Regions from separate parts of the Homo sapiens genome. Here region 1 is linked to region 2. A link is a loop called in an ENCODE intact Hi-C map of the cell type or tissue named here. Cell type or tissue: Calu3. All regions are shown on one strand. Region 1 overlaps RNF128 (ring finger protein 128). Region 2 holds the start of RADX (RPA1 related single stranded DNA binding protein, X-linked).

Evidence for each region. Peaks named below come from ENCODE experiments on the same cell type or tissue, not always from the same donor. Only the 100,000 strongest peaks of a DNase experiment are listed, where the experiment ranks them.
Region 1: it touches region 2 in a loop (3-fold over the local background); 4 of 110 quality-filtered maps call a loop at or near these places.

The regions. Positions count from the first base shown.
Region 1 is chrX:106,731,253-106,739,252 of GRCh38, forward strand. The region is part of intron 1 of RNF128 (ring finger protein 128); the gene reads left to right. Among named protein-coding and RNA genes, the nearest start is that of RNF128, 8.6 kb to the left of the region's middle. In Calu3, no CTCF peak of the experiment used is centred here; a DNase peak (open chromatin) is centred at 3,729.
Region 2 is chrX:106,608,245-106,616,244 of GRCh38, forward strand. RADX (RPA1 related single stranded DNA binding protein, X-linked) reads left to right here and starts at 3,734. Exons shown (of 14, transcript NM_018015.6): 1 at 3,734-4,479. The coding sequence starts at 3,837. RefSeq lists enhancers at 3,729-3,918, 3,959-4,298. In Calu3, no CTCF peak of the experiment used is centred here; a DNase peak (open chromatin) is centred at 3,667.

The DNA of each region.
Region 1 (8,000 bases), 120 kb after region 2:
CTTTAGGTACGGAGGGTAGACTGAATTTTAACAGGAAAAAGATCTTTTGGTCCTCCTATGTTTGTTGTACTTTTCTCAAATAACTGCTTCTCCCTCCTGCTACCAATCTTTTTCCGTTCACAGAGGACCTTGGAATAGTATGTTTGTACTACTTAATCACCACCCAATCCCTTCTCAACCATTTTATATTTAAGTTTTATTCTACTTTTTCTAGAATGTTGACTTTGAAAATAAATCTTTTTTTAATAGAGAAGTTCAAAAGGGATTGGCCAGTGATGATTAACCAATGTAAAATACTATTCCCAAAGCCATTTTCAGATGTAGCCTTCTTGGTACCTCTGCAGGACTGTATTTGACACTGTTGACTGCCTCTTTAAAACTATCCCAAGTAGTGTCTTCCTTCCTTGCCTCTCTTTTGTTTCATTACTATTTTATTAATTCATGCATCTGACACTTCTCACTTGCATCCCAGACTCCTAGCACTCCTCCTCCAGTAAATAGATGCCACATCCTGTTGATTCTGGCACTTTAAACATTCTCACATATGTCTCCTTCTTCCTTGCTTTCAATACCCTGCTTTCAGTTCCTGTGTCTTCTCATGGGAAAAAATACTTAGCCTCTTGATTGGTCTCCTTGCCTCCAGTAGTTTTTTTCCTAGTATGCAGTTCTTCCTCCATGCCATCAGAACACAGCTCTGATCACATATATGCTATTACTTATAAATTTTGGACTACATTTATCAGCATGGCATATAAAACTCCTAGTAATCTGATCCCAAACTACATTCAAAGCTTTATATGTCTCTTCTTTCATGTTGGTCCCTAAACATTCTCTATTCTTTTCCACTAACATTCCTTTGCTTCTGCTATTGCCAACAGACCTGTTTTTCTTAGCTCTGCTAGTCAAAAATTTACACATCCTTCAAAATGCAACACAAATGCCTCCTCATCTTTGAAGCCTTTCTTAATTCTTTCTTTTCCTCTTCCCAGCACAGCCCACACCCAAAACAAAGTATAGTAATCTCTTTTTGTTCCAATAGCACTTCCTCTCTTATAGTACGTTCTGCATTTTGCTGGTAATTATTTGTTTACATATTTTACCTTCTACTGGATTATAATCATTTTAATGTTTTGTTAATCTTTGTAATCTCTATAGAAACCTTTGTACTATACATGCTCTAGAAATGCTTGCTGAATTGCCTTAAACACTCAAGAACTCTAATGCCAGAAGGGTCACAAGATTCACTAGAAAAGTATCTAGTGGATCGGAATTCAATTCATCGAGCATTTATCAAAGGTCTGCTGTCTGATAGATACTGTGCTTCTTGCCTGAGTATACAAAATAATTAAGGTAAAGTCCCTGCCCTCTTAAGCAATGTAGAGCCTGGTAGAAGGAAGAAGAGCATACAGGAATAGAGTGTACACATACTTCAAGATTGCTGGCTAACTTCTATGGTGATTAGCCTGGTTTTATGGATTTTTAATGGCAAAATGCCCTAGGTAACAAGAAAATAATGACAAATGACTTTTCATATTGAGTTTTCCCTGTGCTGGGGTGTTTTATTTTTTTGATCTTTTAAAAACTACACCAGCATTATATTTATGTCTCCAATTAAAATGCTTCCATTGAACATGTTGGTGAATGTGAAATTTCATAAAGTAAAAATCTTTTTTAAAAAAAGGAAAATAGAGTCAGCCCCCTATATCTATGTCCACATCTATGGATTCAACCAACTGAGGAGGAACAATATTTGGGGGAAAAGAAGCATCTGCACTGAATATGTACAGACCTCATTTTCTTGTCATTATCCCCTAAATGATACAGTATAACAACTATTTACATAGCATTTACATCATATTAGGTATTATAAATAATCTAGAGATTATTTAAAATATACAGGAAGATGTGCACTGGTTATATGCACACATTGAACCATTTTATATAAGGAAATTGAGCATCTGTGGATTTTGGTATCATTGGGAGGTCCTGAAACCAATCCCCCATGGATACTGAGGGATGACTATATAGCTTGATCAGTGAATTGTTTTCTAAGCACATAAATAACTTTTCCCCCCTCAGTCCCTGGAAGATATGTGTTTTCAATACAGAATGCCACATTTTAACTCTGTTCACACTCAAATGGACAGAAAAGAGGAGAGTACTAAAGACATTTTCTAAGTAATTTTCTGATTATAAAATTAACTGTTATAGAAAACTTGAAAAATACAGAAAAGTGTAAAACTAAAATACCCATAATTCTACAACACAGATGACACCATTAATATTCCTTCTTACCTTGATTTCTGTACATAGGCATAACTTTGTATTCTACTTTTGTAATAGTTAATTTTTTATAAATATTAATGTAGTAATAAAATACAGAAAAAAATGAAAAAAGATATACAAATCTGTTTTAGCATTGGGGGGATTAGTCATTTTATTCTTTTTTATTTATTTATTTTTTTTGAGACAGAGTCTCGCTTTGTCACCCAGGCTGGAGTACCATGGCGTGGTCTCAGCTCACTGAAACCTCCTCTTCCCGGGTTCAAGTGATTCTCATGCCTCAGCCTCTCGAGTAGCTGGGATTACAGGCCTGTGCTAACACACCCGGCTAATTGTTATAGTTTTAGCAGAGACAGGGTTTCACCATGTTGGCCAGGCTGGTCTCTAACGCCTGACCTCAAGTTATCTGCCTGCTTTAGCCTCCCAAAGTGCTGGAATTACAGGCGTGAGCCACAGTGCCCAGCTTATCATTTTATTCTTTTGCTCTGTATATAGATATATTATTTAAAGAATTATATACTATATATACTAGTTTTGTATACTGCTTTCTATTGTAAGAATTTCTCCATGTATCTAGAAATAGAAGATGGTCCTCTTGTAGTTGAAGGTTGTGGTCATTGACTGAGAGTTGGGGATTGAGCCTCTCTTTCTTTAGCTACCAGAAAGGAAGTGAAAAAATGGAGATGGGGAGGGTTGTGAATTGGGGCATTTAAATAAAAAATATGCTTCACCGAGGTTTACATTGAAATATACTTACTAGCCTTAAACATGGTCTGATCTAACCCATATGCATTGCCTATTGTGGCCTTGGTATTTCTTAGGGTTTGATCACCACTTGTGCTTCAGTTCATTTTCTCCCCCAATATTCCCATAGGTAATGCCTTTTTATTTTTCTTTTTTTATGTCTTCTTCACAATTGAGGTTTGCACCTGGTTTCCCTGTTGCTTTTAAGTAGCTTTTCTATTATAATGATGGCTACTGAACTATAAACTATTGTTGGTGTTTACCCCAAAGTTTATTTGATAAGGCACCATAGGTATTTCCTGGGAATAAATAATTTTTGTATATGTAAGTTCTATCGAAGTATAATATACATCCCAAAAAGGTACATAAATCATTGATTTAGCTCAGCGAAATTTCACAATTGAGCACACCTGTGTGACCAGCGCCCTGCTCAAGGAATAAAATAGTACCAAACTCCAGAAGAGCACCTCACGCTCCAATATGAAGAATTTTTGATGTAGCACAATTATCAATTTTGTTTCCTGAGGGAATGCCCTCTTGCAGCATGTGGTAGGAGCCCAGTCACCCACAGAAATATTCTCCTCTTCACTGCACTGGGGTTATTTTATGGTGGTGATCCTCAGCTACATACCGTAGGGAGTTATTACCAAGCACAGAGTATATGCACCTTTCCAAGCCAGTTCAGAATTGCCACACTTTGCTGTACACCACCACCTTGGAGCCCTATGGGCAAAGTGGAACACAAGGGCTCTTTGTTGTGTTATTTCCTGTTCTGTCCTTTTCTTTTTCAGCTGTGTGTATGTCCTTCCATGCACCATAGCACGTAGTTACTGCTTGAATTTACCGATAGTCTTAGTGCAATATTGATTTATTTATTAAGGAAAGTTTGGTGATTCATGCTGACCTCTGGGAAACTGGACTTGATGAAGGTTGTTAGCTCCAGAATCTGCTCATGAATTACTTGCTTTTAATACTTGAATGACCAAGTTGGTACAAATCAGTAATTCTGAGTTAACCCTATTCATTTTGACCTTTTTTGAAAGAAGATAGTCCTTGAGCTCAATAGTTGATATATGTTTCTCTTTAAATGTTAACTTGTCATTTCAGACAAAATGTTGAAATAGCTTAGTTAAATACTGCCTGCAACTAAAAGCGTCTTAGCTTTTAAAAAGAAAATGCACCATAATGTTAATATTGTTGGTGAAATTATAGGAGAAAGTATTTGTTCTCTTCATTATTATTTTTCTATATTTTCTGACTTTCTTATAATGAATGTTTTACTTTTATAATCAGAAAAATTCGTAGTTTTAAAGAACCCAAAATACTCCAAAATTATTGATAGATCCTAAAGAAAGCATTACTAATGTGACTATAGTGACAACAGGAACAAAGCATATCTGCTCATAGAAATGATTTACAAACTATTATGAGAATTTAAGAATTGCTTTGGCCTTTTGAATATAGCTATCTAATCCATATGATAGTTGGTGTTACCTTTTATTGTTAACACTGGTTTCTTCATGTGCCTTGACGACTAAAAGAATTTTCAGGACTGACTTTTCCTATTTTAATATGGAATCTTTCTCTTCTCTTTACCCATTGTATCACTAGCTTTTTTTACCCTCCCCCCAACACACACACACATAAAAAAATGCACATTCCATGCCTTTCTTTGTATTTTTGTTTTTTTTTCCCGTAAGAGGCCTGCTTACCCTCATTAGCCCCCTTCAGTATCCATTCTACTCAATACTGTTAAGATTAGTGCTAATAGCTCAATATGAAGAATTCAATATATTGGTAATTTTCATCCATGAGACACTGACTTCATCTAATGGTGATAGATTTTGTCATTCTAGAAAATAGGAGGAAATTGTATTAGATTAAGGGCAGAAGGGAATCGTGATATTCTTATTTTACACTTTATTAATGATAGAACACACAAGCTCATTTAAATTGAGTTACTTGTTTTTAAAATGAGCATTTCCCTTGGGATTTTATTCAGCTATATAAAATTCCACTAGTTGGTGGTTTATACAAGAAACTGTCAAGTTCCAAGGTTGCTTTGGTACCACTTATTTTCCTCTTAGAATGTATTTTGTGTCATACTTTTCTACCCTCCTCTGTCTTTCATAACATGATTAATTTTACCTTAGGTAATCTTACACATACATACACACCCCTCTTAGAGCTTCTTTTTCCTTTTCAAAAATTTTGTGCTTCCTTCTATGTGATTCCACTTCTTTTGATGTAGTAGTAAACATTATAGCAAACCAGTACTCTCAAAATCTAATGACCTTGAAGGTGTCCATAACTTACTCCCATAAATTCTATAAAAACCACCCATTAACCATGTAATCCTCCTGATTAAATACACATTTCCTTCATGTACCAGTATTCATGATAAATTTGATGTGCCTTTGTTTTACTTTAGATATTGCAGTGATACTGCTTTCTGAAAAGTTTTATTACAAATATGGGTTAAATAATAATTTATATTTGCTTTGCAGTTTTTTGTCCTCAAAGCACTTTCATATGTAATAATCTTTGAGCTCATTTGAGAACCCAGTGTTTAGCAACATTACTGTGGGAAAATATGTTGTCTCTACTTCCAAAGAACTGGTTTACAAATGAACTTTTAAAACATAACCTACTAGTGTTTCTATTGTGGCTGTTCATTATGATAGCCCCATCGAGTATGGATTATTATATTATTCCCAACCATGCTGGTTTAGGGAGTTTTAATTCAGTTTCTGTGTCATGTTGACCAAAGTTCTGTCTCACCTTTTCCATGTACTTCACCTTAAAGACTACATTTTGTTTTCTTAATCTTTGAGGATCTCAGATGTTGGCTTATCTTAAGAGCATTTGTAATGTCCCTAAAAGTCTTAAGAATGTATCTTAACTTGATTTGTGGCTTAGTTAGTCATCAGTAGATTTTCTTTTTTTATTATTATTATTATAATACTTTAAGTTTTAGGGTACATGTGCACAATATGCAGGTTAGTTACATATGTATACATGTGCCATGCTGGTGTGCTGCTAGATTTTCAAGTACAGTTGTCCATTGGTGTCTGTGGAGGATTGGTTCCATGACCTCCCGCATATACTAAAATCCACAGATGCTCAAGTCCCTGATATAAAATGGCATAGTATTTGTATATAATATATGCATCTCCTCCTATGTGCTTTAAATCATCTCTAAAATACTTATAATACCTAATACAATGTAAATGCTATGTAAATAGTTGTTAATAGCATTGTTTAGGGAATAATGACAAGAGAAGAAAGTCTGTACATGTTCAGTACAGGCACTTTTTTTCCCAAACATTTTTGATCCTTGGTTAGTTGACTCCATGGATGCAGAACTCATGGATATGGAGGGCTGACTATACATCTCTTATCTTCGAAGATTTCAACAGTCACTTGGATGAAAGCTAGAAAAAATGTGATTATACTGAGTGAGGGTTTCATTCATAGAACCATGGGCAATCTATATTGAACACAATTCCAAAATACTTTCATAGGTGTGTTTCAATCAAATTCTTTCATCACCAGTTCATTTTGGCAAAAGGGCAGGATATGTAAGAAAGACTGAAACTGGATGGTGTGAAATCACCAATTACCTCCCTTGGCACAAACCATAACTGCCATTATTTTTGCTGCTCCTCTATGGCTGATGCTTTTTGGTTGAACTGGCTAGTAAGACAAAAGAATTGACTTACTTTGAGTAATGTAATTAAAGGCCAACAGATCATCATTTGATGGTAAGGAAAGCTATTTGATTGCTCTGTTTTTATTTCAACCTATTGTACCAAGGTGAATGTGTTCCATTTGAAATTGGGGGACAGCATATTGCAATGGAAGCAGGTGTCCTTGAGTCAGACAGCTTGATTTGAATTCCAGCTCTACCAATTAATAAATATGTGATCTTGGGCAAGTTGTTAACCTAGACCTTATTTATCTTGTTCATCAAAAGGGGGATAATAATACCTACATTTTCCATGATATTATAAATCAAGTGTTTGGCAGGTAGTGAGCATTTAGTAAATGCTAGTTCTCTTGAACCTTTGCTAATAATTTCATTACTACTAAACATAATACTTCTCCATTGGTTATTATAGATATTTACTACCACACTTTGAAATATGTAATTGTTTCATATGTAGAAGCAGAAAAAACGGAACATCCATATTGCAATTTTTCTGGGCAGTTCCTGAAAAATGCAGGAAGAAATCACATAATCAAGAAACTGAAACGACTATATTATCTTCCTTCTCCCTGGTGTATTTCCATTTTAAGCAAAAGCAAAACCTTAAAATCAAGATATTAAGCTCTAACAATGGAAATGGCTATGACCCTTTTGCTGGCACAGTGGTTAAGAAGAGGGGACTTAGGAATCAAATGGATTTGGTATGAGTCCCAACTCTATCATGTAAAACTTTGTGACCTTAACCAAATTAATCTAAGACTCAGTTTCTTCTCCCATAGAATGGGTAATATAATTGTCTCTATGTCATAGGGTTATTGTGAGGTGTAAATTAAATAATATATGTACAGTGCTCAGTGCACATCCTGGTTTATTAAAGGATAGCTTGACCATCTCCTTACCCTCATCTATAGCCCAGCTTTGGAGATTGGCAGTGTATATCACTGCAGGGCTTCTTAGAGCCTCTAATATGCAAAAGAAACCCTGTTTGACTTTGTTCAATGCATTATTTTCTGAATTTATCTGCAGAGTCCTTTTTGTCTTTCCAAATACTTAACATCCGAAATACGATTTGGGTAGCACTGATTATCAGACACTTAACAATTTCTCTCTTCTATTCTCTTCTCTTCTCTTCCTTCCTTCCTTTTTTCCTTCCTTCCTTCCTTCCTTCTTTCTTTCTGACTTTTTTTTTGAGACGCAGTCTTGCTCTGTCACCCAGGCTGGAGTGCAGTGGTGCAATATGGGCTCACTTCAACCTCTACATCCC
Region 2 (8,000 bases):
CTTTGAGATAGCAGCCGAACTCTCCACATCCTTTTAGCACCAACTAGTCATGCCACTTCTTTTCCTTCCTCCCCCACAACTCCACCCACACTCTCATAATCTTATGAATTTGATGAACCTGTATGTGTACCTCCAATGTCCAAGGCTGGAGAATTATGCTAATTTGCCTATCTAGGCAAATGAATGAAAGGACTGTTAAGTGAATGTGATGATAGAAAAAAACAAGGTTCTTCAAACAAAAAAATTGAAATGTTTGGAAGATAATGCAGGATCTGTCCTACCTAACATCAGGGAAAGCCTTATGCTCTGCCACTTATCACACTGTTATCTTGTTCATGTTCATCCCCCTTTCTAGGCCTGAGTTTCTTCATTTATAATAAAAGATAGTTGAGCTATAGAAGTTGTTTTTAAACATTTTGGCCAAACCTATAGTAAGAAATACAGTTTACATCACAACCCAGTATGCACATATACATACATCAAATCTAACACAAAAATTTTACAAAGCAATTCTTACCCTTACTATGTGTGATGTACCCTGATATTTTCTGTGCTGTTATTTTTACGTATTTTTAATTGCTAGTTGTGACCCAATAAATTGACTTCATAGCCTCATTAATGTTTCACAATCCACAGTCTGAAGAACACAACTGTGGGCATCTAATGGCTCCCTATAGTTCTAGCATTCTATCATTTTATGTTATGTCTTTATCTTCCTTTTAGAATAATAGTAACAATAGCTAGTAATTATTGAGCTCTTACTATGTGCCAGGTATTGTTTTAAGCACTTTGCCCATATGAACTAACTTAATTTTTTCAACAACTATGACTACTTTTATTAGTTCAATTTTAAAGATGAAGAAAATCAATGTGGCTTATAGCTGCACCAAATTTAGTGGACAACCAAAATACATTTCATAATGTATTTAAGGTGTTTTGAATATCTTAGAACATTCCATTTTATAAAATTCTGTTTTGCCTACTTTTACCATTTTAAACCCTGGAAGGCACTGTAATAAACCTTCCAGATCTGAGAGGAGAAAAAGATCAATAACCTTAATAATACTCATTACTGGCTTTGAAGGTCATATCCTTTACTTTTTCTATTATTGTGAAATTGATCCTAAAACAGGTGCTTAGTAACGCCAAATCAGAGAGCATTCATACTTTCACAGGTGTGACCACTACTCAAGTAGGCAAATTAATTCTTGGGGAGCTGCACACTATCAGCAGATTGTCAGTAGAGCAATATAAGTCTCCAAATGTGTGCCCACAGTCACCATACATCGTTGTTAGTAGTAGTGTAAAACTAAACATTAGTGCTATTTCTTCCCAATTCCAGTAATTATCCAAATACTAAGCACCACTGCTAATATCCATCTTTCATGAATTAGCTGGAAGGACACAGAATGTGATGAGACAATACTATTAGTCATAAATTTCACTGAGCATATATAGTTTAGGGGCTGCTGATGGAATAGATTTGAAATATTTCAAACACATTCTCCTTTGATAAACAACAGAGATAGTCGACATTTAATGACCCCTACAGTAAATGCAATACAAATCCATAATTTCATTTATTCATTCAACAAAACTATTGAGTACCTACTATATGCTAGATACTTATTTTGCCACTGGAGATTCTGCAGTTTACATAACAAAGTACCTACACTCAGGCAACTTATTTTATGTTTGGTAAATTTGGATTTTTGTATATTGCATTTGTTTGTTTATGGAAAGCCACACTTGTATATTCCCTTTGGTAGAGAGGCACTGGGAATTATATGTTTTACTTATTTAAAATATTTGAGTGCCTTTTATGCATAGCAGTAGTGAAAGAACAAATCAGTTTCTGCTTTCGAAAAGTTTAAGATCTAGTTAATGCAGATCATAATCGGGTGTTCCAACTTGTAGCGACTTTGCTACCCCAGGGGACATTTGGCAATGTCTGGAGATATTTCTGGTTCTCACAACTGGAGGGGGAGGTGCTACAGGTATCTAATGGGTAGAGGCCAGAGATGCTGCTAAGCATCCTACAGTGCACAAGACAGCCCACAACAAAAAACTTTCTGGCCCAAAGAATCAAGAGTGCCCATGTTGAGAAACTCTGAGTTACGCATACATTAAGTTTTTTTTTTTTAACTGCAAGTATTAGATGATAAGTATCAAATGAGTGATACAAGGTGATACAGAGAAGAGAAAGATTATCCTAGACTGAATTGGTGAGGGGAGGCATCATGAAGGAAGTGGGGTTCAAGACTAAGTGTCATGTCACTCCTTTGCTCATAATAGAAGAAACCCTGCTACCTCTCTGACCTCACCTCCTACCACTCTCCCCCTCGCCCCTCCACTGCGGCTGATTGGCTTATGCATTTCCTTGAAAATATCAAGTATGCTTCTGTCTCATGGAATTTATTCTTCTTGTTTTCTCTGATTCAAGTGCCATTCCCCTAGATATCCACATAGCTCACTTCCTCACTTCCTGCACATCTCTGTTCTGTTCAGTCTCTTACTAGAGAACCTTTCTGTAATCATACTTTTTATAAAATATTAACTCCTGTTCCCTCCACTTTATTTCCCCTTACTATGTTTTTTGGTCTCCCTAGCAAGGCTATACCCTGCCCAGACCAGACACTCAAGAAATCTGTATAGAATGAGTAAATTAGTTAAGTATTAATAACGGCAGGGCTCTTTAGCCCAAGCAATGAGAAGAAACTTGAGGGAAGGACCCTGACTACAGTTATCCCCAGTGGCCTAAAACAGTGCCTACCTCATATAGAGACTTCATAAATAGTGAATAAAGAATGATAAAATAGAGAGCCAAAGGAAATTAGTATAAACAAAATCAGCTCATAACCATCTTAAAAAGTATTCTTAGAACAATTACTCCCTTCTATGTATACTGGATCTAAGTACATCTATTAAATATTTTATCCTTAATTTTTACTATTCTTATCAGCTTTTTCACTTTACATTCGTTCCTGATATATGCCTTGCATTAAACAAACAAACATTAAACAAAGTTTCTGAAATCTCTACCCTAGATGTATATTAGGCCAGGTATTATATTAAAACTAGCTGCATTTTAAGAAGTCTAATCTAAAGGCAGCCCTTTACAAGCCAGTTCTAGTTTTCTATTTTCATTTGCACTTAAACACTAATTCACCCACCCTACACTCAGGGAGCCACTACAGATAATTATGCTAATGCTAATCGCAATAGCAGCTAATGTTTACTGAGGACTTTTTGTGCTAGAGTCTGTCCTGGAGGCTCTGCATAAATTATCTGGTTTTGTTCATACTACAGGAAACCCATGTTATAACATTAACATATGTTAACCAACTCTAAATTACTTTCTGTTCCTGGCCCAAAGCCCAAACCCCCAAATCCCTGAGCTTTGACTCTGCACCCTGATTCTTGCCACTTTCTCTTTTCCCTTGCCTCTAGGCATCCTCCTTTCCAGGGGACCACAAGCGCTCTCCCCCTCCCTCTTTGAGAACCATGACAACCACCGATTCCCCCTCCCCTTCCCCTGTCATCCCTCCCCCAGACGGCAACCCGGCGGGCACAAGGTCGGACGACCTGCTACGTAACTCGCGCGTGTGACTGCCTAGTAACAGTGTCTCGAGTCGGAAGCGCTCGGAGCGAGGGGCGGGGTGGGAGAGCTGGCGCGCGCACGCGTAAAGTCTTTGCAGCCTCGCTACGGGGCGGAGTCTTGCCTGTCAGCAGGGGCAGAGTAGCGATCGTCGCCAAAGCGCGCGGTTTTATTTCTCTCCGCTTTGGACGGGGCAAACTAGCTTTTGGGAGTGAAGCGGGTACGCAGTTATCCAACAATGTCTGGTGAGTCAGGACAGCCTGAGGCTGGTCCCTCACATGCAGGGCTAGATTGGCCGAACCCTGAGAGGAATCGGGCTGGGGTCCCGGGAGGGGTGATCCGAAGAGCTGGTTCCCAAGGGCCCAGGTCCTGGATCCAAAAGGTTCTTGAGCAGATTATGGACTCACCTCGCCAGTGTGTCACCCCCTCGGAGGTGGTGCCTGTAACTGTGCTGGCCGTCCAGAGGTACCTGTTAGAGGATGAGCCACGCGACACGGTGCCCAAGCCTCCCCTTTATTGCTATGATGTGACGATCTCAGATGGGGTGTACCAGGAGAAGTGCTACCTGGACCCCAGCTTGAACTCTCTCGTATATCAAAATATTCTTAAAGTTGGCATTCAAATGAGAATTTCCAGGGTCTCATGTCTTTACAATGAGAAAAGGATAGGCCAGGGGATCCTGTGCATAGATAACGTCCACTGTGGGGAGACTTCAGACAGTATTTCTTTAGAAACTCCCTTCAGAAATAGAGCGCACCAGGAGAAACCAGAGAGGCCTTTAAGAGGCGGGAAGAGTCATTACCTGGCGCTGTGGAATAACGAAGATCCCTATGGAGATATCTGGTTAACAGACAAGCAACCTGAGGAACACAACTTTAGCGGTAAGTGTTTGGAAAGAACGGCAGAGGGTTTTAAAAAAAATAGTTTTCAGGAGCTTGCGTGAACGGGAAAGGAAATGAAAATGCTTTTGTATTGTTAATTACAAGCCAGGAGTGGTAGGTAGACAAGTTTTCTTAAATGACCAAGGGATGCTCAATGAAATTTGCACAGCCAGTGGTTTTTGTTGGTGTTTTTTGTTTGTTTGTTTCTTTGATTGCAAAAGTGGCCAATTCAGGAAGTGTGTTTGACTACATCTTAAAATTCAGTCTGGCAAACGTACTGATGTGGGAGTCAGTATTCCTCATACGTTCGTTACATGTTTGATTGTGGTGGAATTAATCTTAGTTTTATTCCCAATCCAGTTGTGGAAATAGTACGTTGTGTCGGTTGAAGAGCTTATAGATTTGAATTTAGCATAAAGGTTGTAAAAATTTGCGGGTTTGCATGTTTTAATCTTCATTCAAAAAGGATGCTCCGTGATGTATTCCTTAATACTTTACATTGATTGAAACGCCGTGTAACAGTTATGTAAATATCACCTTTTAACGGTGTGATTTTTATGGGAAGGCTTGACATTCTCATTTTCTTGTTTCTTATTACTCACCACAAAGAGTACTGATCTGGGAACTTCAATTTTTCTGTATCAGAAGTAGGAAGTTAGCTTGAAAACACTAGCTTGCCATCAGCAACTGCTCTAAAATACGTTTTTTTTCTCTAACAGATGAAATTAAGGGGAATGATAGTACTGTAGGCATGAACACGTTTGAAATGGGGAAAGAAATAAAATGCAAAAAATAAAATAAGAGAAAGTACTGGAAGGAGAAAGACTATAATTTTCTACATTACTGCTTTTCAGTCCCTTTTACAATGTTGTCACAATGCTAAATCACGGATAATCTTACTGTGACGTGTAAGAGCAACAAACTTGAAAGTAAAAGAATAACTAGCTCAAAAACCATGCAATTATAGTCACATCCAGTTGTAAGGAAAAAAGATGTTATAGAAATGTGTAGGTAAGGATATTTTAAATAACTAAATTTTAAAAAGCAAGATAGCTATTTCAGGGATGAAAAAATGGAGTGATTTTATCTCAAGTGTGAAATAAGGCAGTAGTGCATTACTACTCTAAATGTTGATCACTTTAATTTTTAGAATTGAATATGTAAATGAAAAACTGGTGCCCTACAAGAAAAGTTGAGGGGATTAATACTTTGTAAAATGTATTTTGTCGTAATATCTATTCATTCATTAAAACCATATTTATAATACAAAAGGCAATGTCTGTATGCCAAAATAAAACCCAATCTGTATATTTGAAAGTATATTGTGTTAGAAATATACCACCAAAGTATAGTAAAATGTTAGTGATAAAATCTAGGAAGTGGGCATATTGATGTTCACTGTAAAATTTATTCAGTTTTGCTATATGTTTCAAATTGTTAATAATAAAATATTAGGGAGAAGTGAAAGACCTCTTTCACCTTCCCTAGTGCCTTCACCTTTCTTCTAAAAATCTCAAATTGTCAGCAGTTTGTTGTGTATTTTTTTAAAAAAAAGGAATTAATGTCGCATTGTGTGATTTGCTATTTCCACTGAACACATCTCAGGCATCTTTCATGTACATCTGTACATACAATATTCCATAGCATGGGTGTGCCATAATTTCTATAATCATGCCCATGTGAATAGGTAATTTGTAGTTTTAGGCACTTATTAGTGTTTTAGTATTACATACAATGATAAGCATCATTAGAATGTACACATATTTTTGTTTACTATGTTCAAGCATTGCTGTTGAACGGCTTCCTCTGGCGAAATTGCTGGCTTAAAAGGTATTTAATTTTTTTAATTTTGTGGATATAGACAGATCATCTTCTGAAAAGGTTGTACTAATTTACATTTACCAACATACATATGAGAATGCCCATTTCCCCATATCTTACTATTTTTAAATACATCTTTTGACATTTTTCTAATTAATTTATAGGATTCCTTTGCTAATGGGTATTAAAATTTTGTCTGCTATATACTGCAAATTATTTTCTTTCATTCTGTTCTTTTTCTCTTAACTTTGTTTATGGCACACGTTTGTGCTTTTGAAACTTTTCATTAAAGTTTACCTTGTACACAGTAAAAAAAAAAGGTTTTAAAAATACAGCTTGATAAATTTTCACGTACATATACCTGTGTAACCATCACCCCCCTCCCTTTAAGATATAGAACATTTCTGTATCTTGTTACCCCAAAAGTCTCCCTCATGCCTCCTCCTGGTCAGTACCCTATCTGAAGGGTAACACATATTGTAACCTCAAATATAGCTTTTAAAAATAGAAGTTAGCCTGTGCCACACCCTCCTGCCTAAATCTCTCAGGTGGCTCCCATTGCATTTAGGCAGCAACCCAAACTCTACCGGGGTCTGGAAGGCAGGCCGTACTGCGGAGGATGGCGAACTTTCAGTAAAGAGCCAAACAGTAAATCTTTTTGTCTTTCCAGACATGATCTCTGTCACAACCATTCACTTTTGCCATTGTATATGGAAAGCAGCCACAAGCGGTATGTAAATGAATGGGTCTGGCCGTGTTGCAATAGAACTTCATTTACAAAAACAAGCAACAGGCAAGATTTGGCTTGTGGGCTGTATAATTTGCTGACCCCTGCCCTACAGAATCCCTTACTCACCTCTCGAATCTCTAACCCCCCTCCTCCACCATTTTGTTCTAGCAACCAGCCTTCTTTTTGATCCTCAAACCTCCAGTCTTTTTCCTGCACTTGCTTTTTCCTCTTTCTGGAAAGTTTCTTCCCATCTTCCAGTTTCAGCTCAAATAAAAACATTTTAAAAGTGCCTTTTAAATAAATATTTCCTCCCCCATTTATTCTTATTATACCACCTTGCAAATGATCTTCATAGAATCATAGCATTCTGAAATTATTTTCTTTAGCTGTTTTTCTTTCCTCTCTTACATTTTTATAAGATCCACAACTCTTTTTTTTTTTCATTTCTGTGGGCCATATCTTACAGCTAGAACAATGACTGGCACATAGTAGGCATTCAGTATTTGTTGAATAAAAGAATGAATGAAATAAATTGATGTTTTTACTAATGTTGAGCCACTTTTGAATTCCCACTTGGTCACGATTATTTTTACATCTGTCTAAGTGAATTTGGTCTACAGATTTGGTTTTTATTTTTGTTTTTTGCAGGGAGAGTACTTTTTCAATGCAATTTTTATATGGCGTTAATATTAGCCTAGTGGAATGAGTTGGAAAGCTTGCCCGTCTTTCTGTACTTACAGAAATTATATGTTCCTTAAAGACTTAGTAAAATTCCTCTCTAAAACTATCTGAACCTGTTGTCTTGGGCCTGGATTGGGGGTTGTGGGGGGATGCCTCTTTTTCAATTTCTTTTAGAAAAAGTGATTAAACCAATAATGCTTTTTCAAGAGCCCATTTCTGAGAGTTGGTAATTCACTAGGAAAACTCATTTCACCTAGATCTCAAAGTTGTACGTAGTAATCTATGTTTT